Linked DNA regions of Mus musculus: region 2 is linked to region 1. Evidence: chromatin loops called from intact Hi-C (ENCODE). Cell type or tissue: left cerebral cortex. All regions are shown on one strand. Links, peaks and the distances in the headings refer to the core of each region. The heading gives the core; the rest is flanking DNA.

What was found. A loop is a pair of places that touch in the nucleus more often than their neighbours do. Peaks named below come from ENCODE experiments on the same cell type or tissue, not always from the same donor. Only the 100,000 strongest peaks of a DNase experiment are listed, where the experiment ranks them.
Region 2: it touches region 1 in a loop (2.4-fold over the local background); 2 of 42 quality-filtered maps call a loop at or near these places.

The regions. Positions count from the first base shown.
Region 1 is chr2:119,108,067-119,117,294 of GRCm38, reverse strand. Knl1 (kinetochore scaffold 1) reads right to left here. Exons shown (of 24, transcript NM_029617.3): 24 at 6,798-9,228. Rad51 (RAD51 recombinase) reads right to left here and starts at 4,481. Exons shown (of 10, transcript NM_011234.5): 1 at 4,261-4,481; 2 at 895-983. The coding sequence starts at 981. In left cerebral cortex, for the core only: CTCF peaks have their summits at 4,238 and 4,437; DNase peaks (open chromatin) are centred at 4,079, 4,568 and 4,671; H3K4me3 peaks cover 1,432 bases; H3K27ac peaks cover 731 bases.
Region 2 is chr2:119,201,432-119,210,659 of GRCm38, reverse strand. It overlaps Dnajc17 (DnaJ heat shock protein family (Hsp40) member C17), which reads left to right and starts at 1,865. Exons shown (of 11, transcript NM_139139.2): 1 at 1,865-1,972. The coding sequence starts at 1,895. It overlaps Zfyve19 (zinc finger, FYVE domain containing 19), which reads right to left and starts at 1,940. Exons shown (of 11, transcript NM_028054.3): 1 at 1,477-1,940; 2 at 57-178. The coding sequence starts at 1,530. In left cerebral cortex, for the core only: a CTCF peak has its summit at 4,816 (motif pointing left); DNase peaks (open chromatin) are centred at 1,771 and 7,582; H3K4me3 peaks cover 1,947 bases; H3K27ac peaks cover 1,301 bases.

The sequences.
Region 1 (9,228 bases), core at 721-8,720:
CTCTGCCTGGATTCTATGTGTGTTGGGATCCAAACTGAGGTCTGCACTGTTTGCACGGCATGGACTTCACCCACAGATCCATCTCCCCAAGCCTCTCGTTTGTTCTGCTGCTGCTACTTGTTTGTGGCTTGTTTGAGAAAGGTTTAACACACACAGCCTTGTCCTGGAACTTGCTATGTAGACCAGGCTGGCCTCCAAAAGAATTCTGCTTCAGCCTTCCAACTGCTAGAATTACAGGTATGGGCCACCATGCCCAGCTAATGCTTCATATTCTTAATGTTGAGTCCTAAAATAGAGGTGAATCTTACACCTTAACAACCCCACACCCTTCGGTCTGCCCAATGACAGCCGGGGCCAGTGGAGACAGACGGAGGCTGATCCCCTTTCCCATGTGCATTCCTGGGTTACACCACTAATTCCCCATTAGCAGTTTTAAAAAAGATTTATTTATTTATTACATATAAGTACACTGAAGCGGTCTTCAGACACACCAGAAGAGGGCATTAGATCCCATTACAGGTGGTTGTGAGCCACCATGTGGTTGCTGGGATTTGAACTCAGAACCTCTGGAAGAGCAATCAGTGCTCTTAACTGCTGAGCCATCTCTCCAGCCCCCATGAGCATTTTTATACTTAGTATAAGTAGCACAGAGATTCCACTGGGGGATCCTAGGCCTTCGTTTCTAAAGTTCAGCTCTTAGGGAGACAACAGAGTAGGAAGAGAATTGTTGAGAGACTTGACCAGACATCTTTAGCTACAATCCTGTGCTTTTCTGTAGAAACCTTGACAACCTCCTGAAACCCTAATTTAATTTCTGTAAAGGTTAATTTTTTTCATTAGGTAGAACAATTTATTACAGCATTGTCAGAAAATACTTAGCAACTAAGAACATACCTCTAACCGTGAAATAGGCTGTGGACCAAAACTTTCTTCTTCCACTGAAGTATCTGCACTTGCTTCAAGCTGCATTTGCATAGCCATGACTAAAAAACACAGACAGCCGCCAGTATGAGTGAACACTAGAGAAACATTCGGGGGTAATTAAGAAGTGCAAGTTTAGTTCCCGACACACCTTTGAAGAACTGCAGCTGGCCCTCCCTATCCACAGGTTAAGAGCAACCGCTGCTCTACAGAGAGCATCCAGGTTCAGTTCTCAGCACCCACAAGGAAATTCATGTGTTTATAACTTCAGTTCTAGGAGATTCAGCACCCCCTCTGACCATGCGGACACGACACAGGAGTGTTATGTTTTCAGGCACAGAAACAAAACATTCAAACACATAAAATAAAAATAAGCTTAAAACAAACAAACAAGCGGGGCATAGTGGCACACGCCTTTAATCCCAGCACTCGGGAGGCAGAGGCAGGCGGATTTCTTAGTTCCAGGCCAGCCTGGTCTACAGAGTGAGTTCCAGTACAGCCAGAACTATACAGAGAAACCCTGTCTCGAAAAACCAAAACAAACAAACAAACAAACAAACAAACAAACACACACCCCAGGCATGTCTGACAGCCCATTCAAAATATATTTAAAAAAAAATTTTTTTTTTCACAAAGCAGCAAGTTCCAAGCTCTTCCTATACTACAGGATGAGTAAAATTCCAAAAGAGAATATTTCCATCTTCTTGGAACAGAGGAATTCTTGAACTAGATACGTACAGCAACAACAATCTAAAAGTGAACAGTATTTCCAGCCTTGAAAACGCAGGCTGGAAATACATATAGCAGCCTATGGAACGGTCCTTGTCCAGGAGATGAAAAAGAGGTACCAGGGCGAATCCTCAGTGCCACCAAGCAAACAAGAAACTGAGTGTATTTATCTTACTGTCAGCGATGAAGATGGATTTCCGGTTCCTGGACAGGTTAAATAACTACCGAAATAAACCCTTAGCTCTGACAACATTTACACTCATAACTTTGGGCTTTGGGATGTAGATCAATTGGTAGCATTTGCCTACCACGCACCAAGCCCTGAGTTTGAAGCTATGCAGTGCATAAAACCAGGCATGGTAGTTATGTCTGTAATCCCAGCATTTGGGAAGTAGGTAAGGAGACTAGAAACTCAAGGCCATTCATCCTCTGGGGTATAACAAGTTTGAGATTAGCATGGATTACCTATCTCAAAAAAAAATTCAAAACTGTAGAGAAATTATTTGTTATATACATAATTAGATGCATAATCAGAGGTGGAAAATCAGAACACAAACATAAAGAAATCATTCAAGCTGGGCAGTGGTGGCACACGCCCAGCACTTGGGAGGCAGAGGCAGGCGGATTTCTGACTTCGAGGCCAGCCTGGTCTACAAAGTGAGTTCCAGGACAGCCAGGGCTACAGAGAAACCCTGTCAAAAAAGAAAAAAAAAAAAAAAAAAAAGCCTGGTATGGAGGTCCATGACTGCCCTAGCACCTGGAAGGCGAGTCAGGAAGACGACCACAAATTTAAGGGCAGGCTGCGCTGCATAGTTAAATTATCTCAAAAAGCAGCCCCCACACCCATTCCCAAGTTCATAAAATACTATATGACCTTCATAAAATATGTGTTGAGACTGGCTCAGGTTGAGAGCACTGGCTGCTCTTCCAGAGGACCCAGATTCAATTCCCAGCATCACATGACAGCTCACAACTGTCTACAACACCAAGATTTGACATCCTCACACAGACATACATGCAGACAAAACACAAATGCATATAAAATAAATTATTAAAAAAATCAAAAAATTAAAAAAAAATCAAGTGTTGGCAAGCATATGGAACAAACATCCAATACCACTGACATATTTACATGAAATTTAAAAACAGGCGAAGATGAGCTGGGGAAGCTGAGTCAGGATGGGGAGTTCAAGGTCAGTTTTTGCTAAAATGCAAGATCCTTGATCAAAAAAAAAAAAAACAAAACCAAAAATATGGCCGGCACAGTGGTACTCTCCTGTAGTCCCAGCACCTACAAGGCAGAGACAGTAGGATCCCGAGTTCCAAACTAGCTTCTGGGTTACAAAATCAGATCCTGCCTAAATAATGCCTTTTAAAGGTAGGCCACCTTAGTGAACAGTTTTAGAAATCACTGTTCAGCCATCAGGGTGAGGGGGAAATACTAAAACCAGGAAGGATAACAAGAGGTTTATAGCATGGTAACAGCAGTCTATTAGTGATTACATAGATACATTCTTTTTTTGTTGTCTTGTTTTTGAAAGATTTTATTTTATGTATATGAGTACACTGCAGTTGTACTGATGGCTGTGAGCCACCATGTGGTTGCTGGGATTTGAACTTGGGACCTTCAAAAGAGCAGTCAGTGCTCTTAACCACTGAGCCCTCTCTCTAGCCCCCAATATATTCACTTTGTATTCACTCACGTATACACTTGTATTTTATACATCTTTGTATTTTATACTTCATTTTATTTTTATTTCTTGGAAGTTCCTTTTAGATTTCTTTTTTGTTCATGAGAATTTTGCCTGCATACATGTGTGCGTACCACAAGCATGCCTGGTATCTGAGGTCAGAAGGCGGCACTGGATCCCCTGGAACTGGAGTTATGGTTGGTTGTAAGCCACCATGTGGGTACAGGAGCTGAACTCAGTTCCTTGGGAAGAGCAGCAAGTGCTCTTAACAGCAGAGCCACCTTCCAGCCCCTGTTCTTCACTTTTCCTTTTCTGAGACAGCTCTTCCATTTGTGGCTCAGGATGGTCTTGAAACTGTCATCCTCCTGCCTCTCCCAAGTGCTACGATTATATAGGTGAGTCATCTAGCCAAGATTCTCTTTAGAAATTTGTTTTATTTCTCGGTCTTTGCTACTCTTTTGCTTACGCAATCTTTGAACTCTGGGGCCTTCTACTTCAGTCTCCAGAGAGACCAGCCACTACCCTCATTTTAAAGTAACCAAGAATCTGTTAGCCCTGGCCCTACTACGTAACAGCTGTGAGCACTTTTCTCTGATCTCAGCTTCCTGCGTCCGGACCACAGAAGTGAACCTGAAAGTTTGTAAATCCCAGCATTGGGAGACTAAGGGTAGCAGTTCGAGCCCTGCCCAGCCTAGGTCGTGACCTCGGGTCTCAAAACAAATGCTTGAAGTACAGGTCGGTTTTCTCCACAACGAATTCAGTGGGTCAGTTAGCGTCGGTCGGTTGGTCGCCCTGCTCCGCCTTTCTCCGGTTTCTCAGCGTAGAGGGGACCCACAAAGCTGGCTACGGGAGCACTGGCCTGAGCCGGCTCAAGAAGCCGAGCGGCCATGGAAGGGGTGCGCCGGCGCCGCACACTCACCTGTCCCGCGGCCACGGGCCGCTCGCTCCTCCGGGCAGCCGGCTCTGCACACACCACACTCCCCCCACTTCACCCGGCTCGAACGCGCTTCGTTGCTCCTCTGTCAGGTTTTCTACGAAAAATTTCAGTCTTCCTGGCCACACCTGTGGGAGCGCCTCGGCTTTGCCCAGGCGCGGATCTGCGCACGGCGCGCGACTTTCGGAAATCCCGCCAAATCCTCACGCTCCTATCGCTGCAACGTCATCACGCCTTTCTCCGACCCGCCTCATACCTACTTCCGCTTCTGCTGCGAACCTGACGGACATGCCGGACGGCTTTGAAGCCGAGTGATTTCGTAGGGTCACTCTTCCCTTCCTTTATGATTGTTCTGATCCGGCCTTTCTGGTTACCCGACTGAGGACTACAAGTCTGCAAAGACGATGTGATCAGCCCAGGACTACATAACCCAGAATGCACTGCTGCGGAAGCACCTCTGCAAAACTTCTTGCACAGCGGATGTGGACTTCGGTCAGAAAGGCTTTGGCCAGTTCTGGCAGAGTGTGGATCTTTGGTAGTTGGGATGGTATGCTTTGGAACCAGGTGTTCTCTTGGTCTCTGTGGGCGGCAGAGATGAAGAAGCTGGAATAAAGATAAAACCTGCGAATGGAGCCAGCGATTAGAAAACCAGTGTGGGAATCAGCGAGGTGGAAAAAAAAAACCTTTTAATTGGGCGGGGGTTGGGACCGGTGGATATAATCTAAATATATACATTCATAAAACTACCAAAAACTAAAGCGAAATAACTCACTCTCTAGTGTTTTTTTTCTTCTCTCGCTTTGTAGTGGTTACTCCAGAAAAGTAGGAGCAAAATTGAATAAAGTAAAGGTTTGTGGAGTTTGCCAGGAACTTCGTATGTTTCTTGTTATACATCTAGGTGTTTTCAGACAAGATCTCATACTCCTTGAACTCTTTTTTTTTTTTTTTTTTTTTTTTTTTTGGTTTCGAGACAGGGTTTCTCTGTGTAGCCTTGGCTGTCTGGACTCACTTTGTAGACCAGGCTGGCCTCGAACTCAGAAATCCGCCTGCCTCTGCCTCCCAAGTGCTGGCGTGTGCCACCACCGCCCGGCTCCTTAACTCTATGCCAAGAATGACAATCCTTCTCCCACCTTTGTTTCCTGTACTGCTGGAACATTACTATGTTCTGTGTTGGGGATTGAATCCTGGATTGTATGCATGCCACACAAGCACTTCAACAACGTAGCTGCATGCTTAGCTGAAAATTACTTATATTTAATGAGTACACTGTAGCTGTCTTCAGACATCCAGAGGGCATCAGATTCCATTTACAGATGGTTGTGATTCCATTTACAGATGGTTGTGAGCCACCATGTGGTTACTGGGAACTGGACTCAGTGCTCCTAACTGCTGAGCCATCTCTTCAGCCCTAGGTAATTTTTTTTTTAAGATTTATTTATTATATGTAAGTACCCTGTAGCTGTCTTCAGACACTCCAGAAGAGGGCATCAGATTTCGTTACGGATGGTTGTGAGCCACCATGTGGTTGCTGGGATTTGAACTCAGGACCTTCGGAAGAGCAGTGGGAACTCTTAACCACTTAAGCCATCTCGCCAGCCCCAGGTAATTATTTTTGAGACAGGTTCTTTGTAACCCAGATTGGACTCAGCTCCCCAACGTCTGGGGTTGCACAAAAAAAAGCCACCATTCTTGATGTATATTTACTTTGTATTTTGAGAGACACCTTAGTTAAGTTTCTCTGGATAAATTTCCCAGGGTGACATTTAAACTTTGAATCTTCCTGCCTCAGACTCCCATGTAGCTTGTTTTTTTTTTTTTTTCCCAACCCCATACAGGTGTGTGCCCACAGGGCTGAGTAGTTTTTTTTCTTTTGAGACAGGGTTTCTCTGTGTAGCCCTGGCTGTCCCGGAACTCACTCTGTAGACCAGGCTAACCTTGAACAGAAATCTGCCTGCCTCTGCCTCCCAAGTGCTGGGATTAAAGGTATGCGCCACCACTGCCTGTTGTGAGTAGTTTTAAAGTGGATAAAATTTGTATTTTATACTTATACTATTTTACGTCAAAGGATGGTTTGGTTTGGTTTAAAAATACATTGTGTGTGTGTCTGTTTTCACAAGTAGAGGGCAGAAGACAACTTGAAGGTCAGTCATCTCCTTCTACCACGTATGGAAGTTCAAGATTCAACTCAGGTAGCCAGGGTTCATGGCAGCTGCCATCTCCTCCATGAAACTTTTTTTTTTTTTTTTTTTTTTTTTGGTTTGGAGCTGAGGACCTAACCCAGTGCCTTGTGTTTGCTAGGCAAGCACTCTACCACTGAGCTAAATCCCTCTTAAAAGTATTTCAGGTGAGACAGAGGTTTGAGTTAAATATTTGACAATGACAGACCAGTTCAAGAAGCATTTTGGTTGTAGAAAGAAACAAACTGATTGATAGCAGGTAAAAAATGAATTGCTCCTCCTGGAAATTAGAATTATAATCTGGGCAAATCTTAGCTTAGAAATTTAAGAGGCAAAGGACACCAGTGGCTGTCAAACAAGAAAAGGTTTATTCATTCTCAGTTAAATTGAGATAGAAAGGGGTAGAAGAAACAAATACCCCAAGACCCAAAAACTTGCTTTTCGTTCTTATCACTTTTCAGATCTTTCCACTTCTTCAGAGGCCCAGCAGCATGGGTGTTGCTTTTGGTAATTTAGCACAACCCATACATCCCAAAATGCTTAAACTAGTCTGAGTACTTTTCTTCAAAAACCAAAAACCTAAGAACTGGGAAAAAAGATGAACTAGAATTCTAAAAGAGAACCAACAATTCCTAAAAATATAACTGTAATTGGAAAAATATTGAACTATACAATCTTAGTCATGTCTGTTCTTTAATTGGTATATGTAGCCCAGGCTTACCTCAAATTTGCATTGTAGATGAAGATACTTGGAACTTGGACCCTTCTGAGTGTTGGGACTACTGGAACTTACCACTATGACTGGTATATGTAGTACTGAGCAGAGCATCAAACTCTGAGTTCCTGAACTAGGCAAGTATTCAACTGACCCACATCTGTAACCCAATGACCTGAAGTTCCAGGGAAGCAAGCTCAATCAGATTTGAATCAGCAGGAATGTAATCTTCTCTCTGAATTTTATTTTGCTTTTTAAAGGCAGTCTCAGTATGTTGCCTAGGGAACAATCCTCTCTGCTTAGCCTCCTGAGTGCTGGGATTAACAGGTATGTGATAGCATGCCTGCCCAGCTAATATATCTGCAAAACCTCTATGGCTAAACAGAGTAACATTATTACATTTCTGGGGTTACAAATGTAGACATTAAGGGTTCATTGTTCTGCCTCCTACAAACTGAAATGATAAAAAACTAACAATTTAGTATATGATAATCAAGGCATCACCAATCAATAGTGGTAAAATATTTTATTAAATGGTGTTAGGATAGCTGCATAGCTAGCCATCTTTTCATTGCTACTGTTAACAGGGCCCCAGACCTCAGCACAACTGATATTATCATACAATGAGAATAATGATGTTTTTAGGTTGATTCATACAATTATGGTAGAAAGTGATTTAAATACAGAACTTTAGATTCACCAAGTTAGGATAGTGGGGTACTTTTTCCAAAGTTGCCAAACAGAGATGATTAGACACTGAATGTAATTCCTACCTGACAGTTCTCATTATTGTTCTTATTGTATGTAGTTAATTGGCATTAGAGAAATTAGACTTTTATTGGACTATAAAGGAGAGATGTTAGGATAATCTCTTGTGTACAACTGTGTTTGCTCATATCACAATTTGTGAATAGGGAGAACTGGCGGTGGCTATGGCCTGGAAGAACTTGACAAGGCGTCTGAATGACAATAAAAAGTATAACCACTGTGGTGCACCACATTAAGTTTAGACAGATGCTTAGGATCAAACCCAGGGTTTTGTGCATGCTAGATGAACACTCTCCTGAATGAAATCCTCGGTCTCTGTTTTTGAAATAGGATCTCCTGTAGCCCAGGCTGGCCTTCGACTTGGTGTGTAGTAGATGTAGACTCTGGGCAAGCTGTCAAAGCAGTTGCTGGCTCCTTCTTCCTGCTCCAACCTACCCATAAGATGCCTCAACATGAGCTGTTAAAATGCCAGTACCTGCCAAACAGCCATGTCTTACCCTGATACTGTCACGAGTAGCTTTCCACTGTGGCAACACATCCTTTCCCAATTCTGCCTGCTACTAGCTAGAGGTGCAGTCGTAGGAGCTGTCCATGGTGGTGGCACCTTTCCTGCCTCAGCCTATGAACTTCATGAATTAGCACCACAGGAGCTGTCCGCGGTGGCAATGTCTCCTCTCCAGTAGCTCCACAGAGGTGGTACCTCAGCCAAAGCCATTCCTAACCCATGAACCTGATGCAGAAAAGAGAGGGTGGAAAAAAAAAAGCCACCAATCCTTGAGCCAAAAAACCTACCAATCTCTGTACTTCTCACAAAAACCCACCAAACCAAGGACAGGGAAGCCCACCAGTCCCTGAGCTCCCCAAACGCAGGACTTGAAGTCTTACCAACTGTCAAATCAAAATCTCTGCCCTGAGCTGGGCGTTGGTGGCGCATGCCTTTAATCCCAGCACTCGGGTGGCAGAGGCAGGCAGATTTCTGAGTTCCAGGCCAGCCTGGTCTACAAAGTGAGTTCCAGGACAGCCAGGGCTTCATAGAGAAACCCTGTCTCGAAAAACCAAAAAAATAAAAATAAAAACCTCTGCCCTGAAAAGCCCCACCCTCTATGAAATCCTATATAAGCTGCCCCCAACCGCCTTGTCTAGTGCCCTTCTATCCTCTCCCAGGAGCAGAGGCAACCACTCCTGGATTCATCCCTTCCCTCCCAGGATATCCTTCCATCCAAGGAATACTTACAGGAGATATTGATTTTAAACTCCTGATCATCTGTGTCCACTTTTCAAGTGCTGGGATTA
Region 2 (9,228 bases), core at 847-8,846, 93 kb before region 1:
TGACCAGATGCTTATTGTCATGTCTGTCTGAACCCTTGTCAGAGCCCATCTCTCACCTGGTCAGGATTGTGTGGCACTGCTTGCAGACTTTCTGTTGTGTGTTGCCAGCCCGGGGTACCAGAGCGCTGAAGCTAAGACAGCCGTTACAGAAGGCTCGGCCACAATTCTTACAGCCATACTATAAGAAACAGGAAGCAGGAGGAAGCATGTCTCACCCAGCCCCGATGGCTCTTCTCTGAGACCCTCTAAGCACTCACAGAAAGAAGGAAGTGAAGTTGTGACCAGATTTTGAAGGAAGGAGGAAGAGTGGTATCCCTAGGGTTCTGGCCGAGATGGGTTCAGCAATTCCTTGTTTCCGGAGTCTTATTCAAATTAGATAAAACTTCAGGCAAAATTCACATGCTTTCTACCATTTTCAATTTCTTACCATGGGGGTGTAGTGCAAAGACAAACAAGGCCCAGTGTGTCAGGTCCCTGGCTTGTCAACAAAAAGAATCAGAGTTGGGTGCAGATCCCGTGCTTTCTCTGTTCTGGTAGAGATGGTGGGAGGTTCGCCTCAGGATAGGGTTGTAACAATAGCTTCAATTATTAAGTACTTAGTGTGTGCCAGGCACTAAGCCTGCACCTTAAAATTCATCATTTGTTATAACCATCATCACTTACATACGTCATCATATTTGATCCTGATGCCCACCAGTATTATCTCTATTTTAACAGGGGCCAGTGAAATTACATGACCGTTCAATTAGATCATTCTTTGAATAAGACAGGGCAGCTGAAATTTGAACTCTGACACCAAAATTGATATGTAAGTGCTCCAATCCTATACACCATGAATTCGTCCCATTTACTTCCCTTGCAGCTCACAAGGGGAATGTGGTTGAGAAGAAGGCTTTTTCATTGTGCCCTGGGGAGAAAAGGGCAAGCTGTGGACGGGGCAGGTTTCAGAACAGAGAGCAACCGGCATGCATGGGATGACTTTAAAGACAGAGATGGAGAGAAGGGGAGTGGATAGAATGTAGGTGGAGATTTAAAAAAAAAGTGTAGCTTTTGGAAACTTTACAATTTCTAGGGTCTTTTCAGCTACAGCACCTCACCGAAGCTACTTTACATTTTCTTAATTTACATTATTTCTTTGTGAGTGTATGCGTGCAGACATATGCATATCATGGCATGTGTGTGGAGATCAGAGAATAACTTTCAGGAGTTCTCTCCTTCCACCATGTGGGTCCTGGGGTTCGAACTAAGGTCATCGGGATTTGCAGGAAGTGCTTTTACCTCACTGAACCTCATCAGACCATCATCTTAACCCGGAAACGGGTGGGCATCCGACCCACTTTACAGAGAGGTTAACCGGGTTACTTCATCAAAACCACACAACTGAAAAGAAGCCGTCAAACGGTCTTTAGCCTGCAACTCCCTTCCCTTCGCCCCGCGTCCTCCCTTGGCCCTTCGGCTTTCTGGGAGTACACTCGCCTCCTTCTTGAAGAGGGTGAACTTGACAGCACAGCCGTAGCACCTGCTCTCCATAGCAGTTCTCGGCGCTGCAGAATTGGTAGGTTAGCCTCTCACCAGCGCAGGGTAGGCCTCTCAGACCCTCAGGTTGTGCAGCCCAGTCCCACACGCCCATCGGCGCTGTCCAGGGGCGGCCCAGCGCGGAGAATTCTGACTTTGCACTCACCAAGGCGGGGCGGCAGCGGAGTGGGGCATGCTGGGAGTCGTAGTTCATTCTCCGCAGCGCGCTCCTCCACAGCCAGTCAGACGAGAATCGGAAGGCATCATCCCAGGAGGCTTAGCGCGCTTTTGGGCCGGCTCGGAGCGAGTAAGCCCCGCGCCCACGCACACGCTCAGACTCCTGGGAGTTGTAGTATCAATTCAAGTTTGGACTAGAACCATGGCGGTGACCAAAGAGCTCTTACAAATGGATCTGTACGCGCTGCTCGGCATTGAGGAGAAGGCGGCAGACAAAGAGGTGAGAACTTGATAGGCAAAGCAGTTCTTCGGTCCTCGCGTCAGGGCGCGCGCCTGGCTCCGGCTTTCTATGCTCCGCCCTATCCTGGACCCGGAGCGAGGGACGGCCAATGACTAAAAAGGGGGCCTCCGGGCACTTCCTGAAAGGCTTGAGGACTGGGTTAGGGAGGGAGGCATTGAGAACTCTGAACTGTGTGACCGTGCTGTCCCTTCTGCCACACTGTTTGGAGGCCGGTTGAACCTGAGAGCCCAGGCCTGCTTTTTTGCGCCTGCGCAGCATCAGTTTGTACGCTGAACGTTTTACCTGTCTGTCTGGAGGTGTTTGGTTTTAGTCTGTTTTAACTTCAGGGGGATCCTAGGAAGAAAAGTCTCTAGGCTCTAACTCCTCCCCTCAGCCCCTCTTCTTTTTCTGGATTTGACGTTGAGGCCTAGAACCTAGAGGCCTCAGTTTTCTTTTCCTCTTTTTAAGTATCAGATGTTCCAATGTTGTCAGTGCGTGCTGCTTAGCGGGTTAAACAAGAGGATCAGAAGGTTAAAGCAGGTGGTGTGGGGGTCCACTTATCTCAAGTGCTGTACTTAAGGTTTCTGTTATTTACTCTTAGATTGTGGTGGCAATAGTGACAGTACACGCAGGGGAGTTCATTGGATAAAAAGTAATGCCCACCGGGCTGGGCATAGTGATCCAAGCCTGTAATGCACTTGGGCGCTGGAGGGAGGAGAATCAGGAATTTAAGGTCAACTTCAGTTTCTTGTGGAGTTTAAGGTCAGCTGTCTTAACGTGTTTAAGGTGGGGGGGGGGAAGAGATCCTTTTTATTTATTTATTTTTTCGAGACAGGGTTTCTCTGTATAGCCCTGGCAGTCCTGGAACTCACTTTATAGACCAGGCTGGCCTCGAACTCAGAAATCCGCCTGCCTCTGCCTCCCCAGTACTGGGATTAAAGGCATGCACCACCACCGCCCAGCAAGAGATCTTATCAATGCTCTTATACTTCTGGACTGCTTGTCCAATGCTTGAGTGTCAGAAAGAGTGCTCTGGGGCAGAAAATCAGGGTGATTGGATTCTTCAGTAAAGTTGTGGTCATCCTGCTCAGAAAGCTTCCTGAAGATTTGGCTGAAGTCAAAAATGGATGTAGAAATAAATACTCGTAAAGCACAGGCTTTCTCTTTGCAGCCCTGGCTGTCCTGGAACTCACTCTGTAGACCAGGCTGACCTGGAACTCAGAAATCCACCTGCCTCTGCCTCCCAAGTGCTGGGATTAAAGGTGTGCGCCACCAATGCCCGGCTCTCTCTCTCGCTCTCTCTCTCTCTCTCTCTCTCTCTCTCTCTCTCTCTCTCTCTCTCTCTCTCTCTCTCTCTCTCTCTCTCTCGAAGAAAAGTTGATGTAGCCCTGGCTGTCTTGGAACTTTCTATGTAGATCAGGCTAGTTTTTCCGAACTCACAGCGATAAATCTGCCTCCCAAATGTTAGGATGCCCCGTGCCCTGCTTTTGGGATCCAGGCTTTTTACCTGAATGCTTAGGATCCAAATTCAAATCCTCTGCTTACAGAACAGGCACATTACAGACTGGGCCAGCTCTCCAACCCCAAATCATAATCCTCACCACCACCACCTGCTGCTTCTTCCTCCTTCTCCTCCTCTTCTTCCTCCACCACCTCCTCCTCTTTCTATTATTGTGTGTGTGTGTGTCTCAGACAAAAAAACAGCACAGAGACCCTACTTAAAAAATATAAACGGGGTTGGGGATTTAGTTCAGTGGTAGAGCGCTTGCCTAGCAAGCCCAAGGCCCTGGGTTCGGTCCTCAGCTCCGGGAAAAAAAAAAAAATATATATATATATATATATATAAACAACGAGGGGGATGGGGTGGTTGGAGAGATGTCTTTGCAGTTAAAAAGGCTCACAATACTTAGCATACTCTTCCAGAGGATATGAGTTTGGGGCATCTGTAGTCAATAGCCTCTGCAGACATCTGCACTCATGTGCATACATACTCCCACATACACTTAGACATATATTTTATTTTATTTTATTTTATTTTTTTTTTTTTAAGATTTATTTATTGATTATATGTAAGTACACTGTAGCTGTCTTCAGACACTCCAGAAGAGGGAGTCAGATCTCATTACGGATGGTTGTGAGCCACCATGTGGTTGCTGGGATTTGAACTCTGGACCTTCGGAAGAGCAGTCGGGTGCTCTTACCCACTGAGCCATCTCACCAGCCCTAGACATATATTTTAAAAAGAACCCAACTCAGTTTAGTTGGCCCCCTCAGTGAAGTTTTGTCTGTTACTCCTCAACCCCTATGCGGGATATGAACTTAGGACTTTGCTAGGCAGATGTCCTATTGAGCTCCAACCTAGTCTTTTTGCCTGTCACTCTCTTTCATAGCAGCTGACTCCCTCCTTTACAGCACTTTACACCAGTCTGCAGTTAGTTCTATTGTTATAGTCTTTGTTGTTGTTGTTGTTGTTGTTGTTGTTGTTTTTGAGACAGGGTTTCTCTGTATAGCCCTGGCTGCCCTGGAACTCACTCTGTAGATCAGGCTGGCCTCGGACTCAGAAATCCACTTGCCTCCCCAGTGCTGGGATTAAAGGCATGTGCCACCATGCCGCCGCGCTGGTTAGTTCTATTGTTATTTGCCTAATTCCTCAATACTTTCTGTGCTTCTACCTCTTGAGAAGCAGATCTGGGGGCTGGTGAGATGGCTCAGGGGTTAAGAGCCCTGACTGCTCTTCCAAAGGTCCTGAATTCAATTCTCAGCAACCACATGGTGGCTCACAACCATCTGTAATGGGATCTGATGCCCTCTTCTGGTGTGTCTGAAGACAGCAACAGTGTACTCACATAAATTAAACAAATAAATCTTAAAAACAAACAAATTATTTTATATTTTAAATTTTTATTTTCGCTTTAGTTTTATTGTTTTTAATTAGGCACGTGTGACTGCGTATGTACACATGAATGCAGGTGCCCTCATTGCCCAGAGGAGTGGATTCCCTGGAACTAGAGTTACAGATAGTTTTGAACCACTATGTGGGTCCTGGGAATTGAATCCAGGTCCTCTACAAGAGCAGCAAGGTTTCTTAACTGCTAAGCCATCTGTCTAGTCCCTATTATATTATTTTAAAGTGTGTGTGTGTGTATGTGTGTGTGTGTGTGTGTGTGTGCGCGTGCGCGCGCGCGTGTGCATGTAAGTGAGATCTGGAATTACAGTCATGAGCTACCTGATATGGACGCTGGAAGAGCCATTATATCCTCTTCATTTTTTTCAGCCCTCTGTGACTACTTGTTTAATGGCTATGCACTCAGAATGGTTTTTGCATGTAAAAAGTTGTAACAAACAAGCAAGCAAAACAAAATAAAAAAACAAAAAGCCACAAAACAACTCCATTTAAAATTTCGGTCAAAGTGTGGTGGGGGAGCTGATTCAGTGGTTAGGGTAAAGCGGACCTGAGCTTCATTCTCCTCACCCAAGTTGAGTGGCTGACAATCACAAGGAACGCTAGCTCCAGGGGTGGAGGTGGGGGATGTGCGGCTGGCTTCCTTGGGTAGAAGCTCTGTGTGGATAGCCACACTCAGATTCACACAGGCTTGATTGGTAAAGTGCTTACCACATAAGCATGAGGACATAAATAAAACCTAAGTGTGCCAGTGCACACCTGTGATCCTGGTGCTGGGAGGGGCGGAGACAGGAGGCTCCCGGAGCAGTGCTGGCCAGCCAGTCTAGCCAACTCAGTGAGCTTCAGGACTAGTGAGCCCTTGTCTCAAAAAATAGCTGGGCTGAGTGTGGTAGGGTAAGTCTTTAATCCTAGCTCTTAGGAACCTCAGGCAGGTGGATCTCTGTGAGTTCAAGCCCAGTTTATGATCCACATGTCTCAAAAACAAATAAATTAGGATTAGATACTACTTACTGTTAGGGTTCTAAGGCCAAAATAAATACACGCATATGTATATGAGGATGCAGAGAAATTGGAGTTGTTGTCCATTGCATGTGGTATGACTGTTGCTTAAAGATGTGAGGATTCCTCAAGATGTTAAATATTAAATATACGATTGCCATGTGATAATTGTGGTGTTGTCATGAGATGTCCCCCATAATCACAGGCCTTTGAACACTTGTCCCCAACTGATGGCACTGTTTGGGAGGCTTAGGAGGTGTGGCCTCTTGGAGGAAGTATGTCACTAGAGGCAGGATTTGAGAGTTAAAATACTTTAGTCATCAGCCAGGGATTACAATACTTTAATCCCAGCACTTGGGAGACAGAGGCAGCTGGACATTTGACCACTGGGAGCTGTTTCAGTTCATTGTCCCACATGTTATGTTAATGCCATTTGCTCTCTGTTGGCCTCTCCCATCAGGGTGTAAAAATCCTGGCAGCACCTTCCTGTTTTGTTTGCTGCAGTTTCTAGCTTCTAGAACAATGCCTAGCGCTGGACAGATGTTCAGTAAATACTTGGTGAATGATCGAATGAGCACGCAGTGTTGTTTTCAGACAAAGTGAAGTTAGTAGACCAAAAGTTAATGTAGTTACAAGATTATGATTCACACTGCACACTGACTCACAGAAAGGTTGATTTATATTCCCACCAAGTAGGTATGAGGTCGTCCATCTCCCTGCTTGAATCTTGACATTTGACAACAGCACACCAGGTACCCAGCTAGGGCAGGCACACCCTGACCCTTCACAAAGTCAAACTTTCCTTTCCTTCCTTCTTATATTGTTTAGGAGGATGGAACCATTTCCTGTAAACACTTCTTTTGGTGTGGCAATCAAAGCCAGGGCTTTGTACATAGCAAGCTTGCAATCTTCCACTGTGCCATCTCATAGCCTGCAAACAGTTTTATTAAGTGCCTACTGGGTGTCAAGCTGTGTCTGGTGCTGGTACAGATGTGAATAGAAATTCTCCCCAGGAGTGGCCACTTGTGTTTTGTTTCTAGCCTCTGTGCCTTGCCTCTGGGGCTATTTACTTTGAAATTTGGTGGCTAATGGTGATTTCCCAAGAAGCTCACATTTTCTTTTTAAAGCATGTGTATGTGTCTATTGTTCGTGTGCACATGAATGCAGGTGCCTGCACAGGCCAGGCACAGCGAGATTACAGGTGGTTGTGAGCCACCTGATGTCGGAGCTAGGAACTGAATTTAGGTCCTCTTTAAGATCTTACCTGCTGAGCATCTCTAGCCCCAAAGCTTACATTTTCTAATGATGATTAATTAATGATGATTGATGATTTCAACAGGCACATGCCATGCATAAAGTGGGAATTCTTCTAACCAATCTTCAGTAAGGTCAAGAATTAAAGCTTGTAATAGCTGTCATGGTTTGAAGGTGGATAGACATCCATGTAGAACAGCCTGCAGTGCTGTGAACTGTAAACGTGTCAGTAGTCTTTGAACGTACAGGCAGGTGTGGCTAAGGACAGGAACTTTGGAGTCAGGACTGCCTGAGGATGGTTTATGACTTAGCCCAGGAGTGGCCGTGAACAGTTAACTTTTCTGAGCTTTGGTTTCCCCATCTGCCCAGTGGAAGTGATGGCTTCCTCCTGGTTGCATTGTTGAGACTGGATCCATACAAAGCACTTAGTACAATGCCTGTAATCACAGTGCCTGGCACAGTGCCAGGGAGGTCCTCTAGCGATTGTATCCTCCTTGCAAGTTCTGTGTTTTGGTTTTTGAAACAGGGTTTCATGTAACCCAGGCTGGTCTGGCATGACTGATCTTCCTGATTCTCCTTCCCAAATACTGAGCACCACCATGCCTAATTCATTGCACGTTTTAAAGTTAAATACTTATCTGTGAGCTATACATCTGTAATCACTGCAACTGGGAGGCACAAGCAGGAAAATTGCCTACAGATTTGGGGCTATCCTGGTTCCTGTCCATAGTTCCAGACCAGCCAGTACTACATTTTAAGGTGCTTTCTCAGAAAACCAAAATAAGAGCTGAGAAGATAGTTCAGCAGATAAAGGTGCTTGCTGCCAAGCCTGTTTGGCCACTTTGATTCCTAGAACTCATGTAGCAGGAGAAAGCCAAGTACTGCGGATTGTCCTCCAGTAGATCTCAAGGGAAGCAGAGATCAGTAGAGAAGGGAGACAGGATAAAGTAAAACAAAGTTGAGCTTTACCAGAGTTCAGTATTACATGCGAATCAAATTGATGGAGTTTATCACCATAGACAATATCCCAGGTGGCCATGGAAGAGGTGAGTGCTGAAAAAAAAGTCACTTGGGGTTTGTCAGCTCAAACAGTGCTGTAACTCATGACCTCTGACGTGAAAAGAGGCTCAGTGGAACCATACAGGGGAAATATTTTAGGAATAAAAAGAAAAACATGGCACTGGAGAGATAGCTCGGTGGTTAAGAGCACTGACTGCTCTTCCAGAGGTCCTGAGTTCAATTCCCAGCAACCACATAATGGCTCACAACCATCTGTAATGAGATCTGATGCCCTCTTCTGGTGAATCTGAAGAGAGTGACAGTGTATTTACATAAAACAAATCTGCTGGGCTACAGAGTGAGTTCCAGGACAGCCAGGGCTACACAGAGAAACCCTGTCTCGACAAAACCAAAACCAAACCCAAACAAAACAAAACAAATAAATCTAAAGAGAAAGAGAAAGAGGAGGAGGAGGAGGAGGAGGAGGAAGAGGGGGAAAAAAAGCCATGATCAGGGAAGGCTTCCCTGAGAATGTATTTTGTTCAAAACTTAAGGGAACAAAAGATTATCAGCTTAGTTGATTGGAGGCTGGAGAGATGTTCTTGTAGACCTGGGCTTGGTTCGTCACATTGATGGTGTGGTTACAACCATCTGTAATTCCAGTTCCGGGGGATCACCTACAGGTGCAGCAGGCACACACATGGTACACGGATATAAATGCAGGCAGAGCACCCAGAAGTGGAGAAGCAGGCAGAGGGAGAAGCAGAGGGAGAAGCAGGCAGAGGGAGTCCTCGTGATTGTTTGCTGCTCACTGATCTCCAGAGATTCTGAAGCATGTCAAGACTGTCTACTGACTAAGTGTCAGGATCAGGCCAGGGCTCAGGTTCATAGTCTTTCCAGTTCTTGTATGCCTTTTCTTCTGTTTTCTTTTTGTATGTATGTATGCATGTATGATGTATGTGAGTGAGTGCTCTATCTACATTTATGCCTGCATTCCAGAAGAGGGCATCGGATCCCATTACAGATGGTTGTGAGCCACCATGTGGTTGCTGGGAATTGAACTCAGGACCTCTGGAAGAACTGACAGTGCTCTTAACCTCTG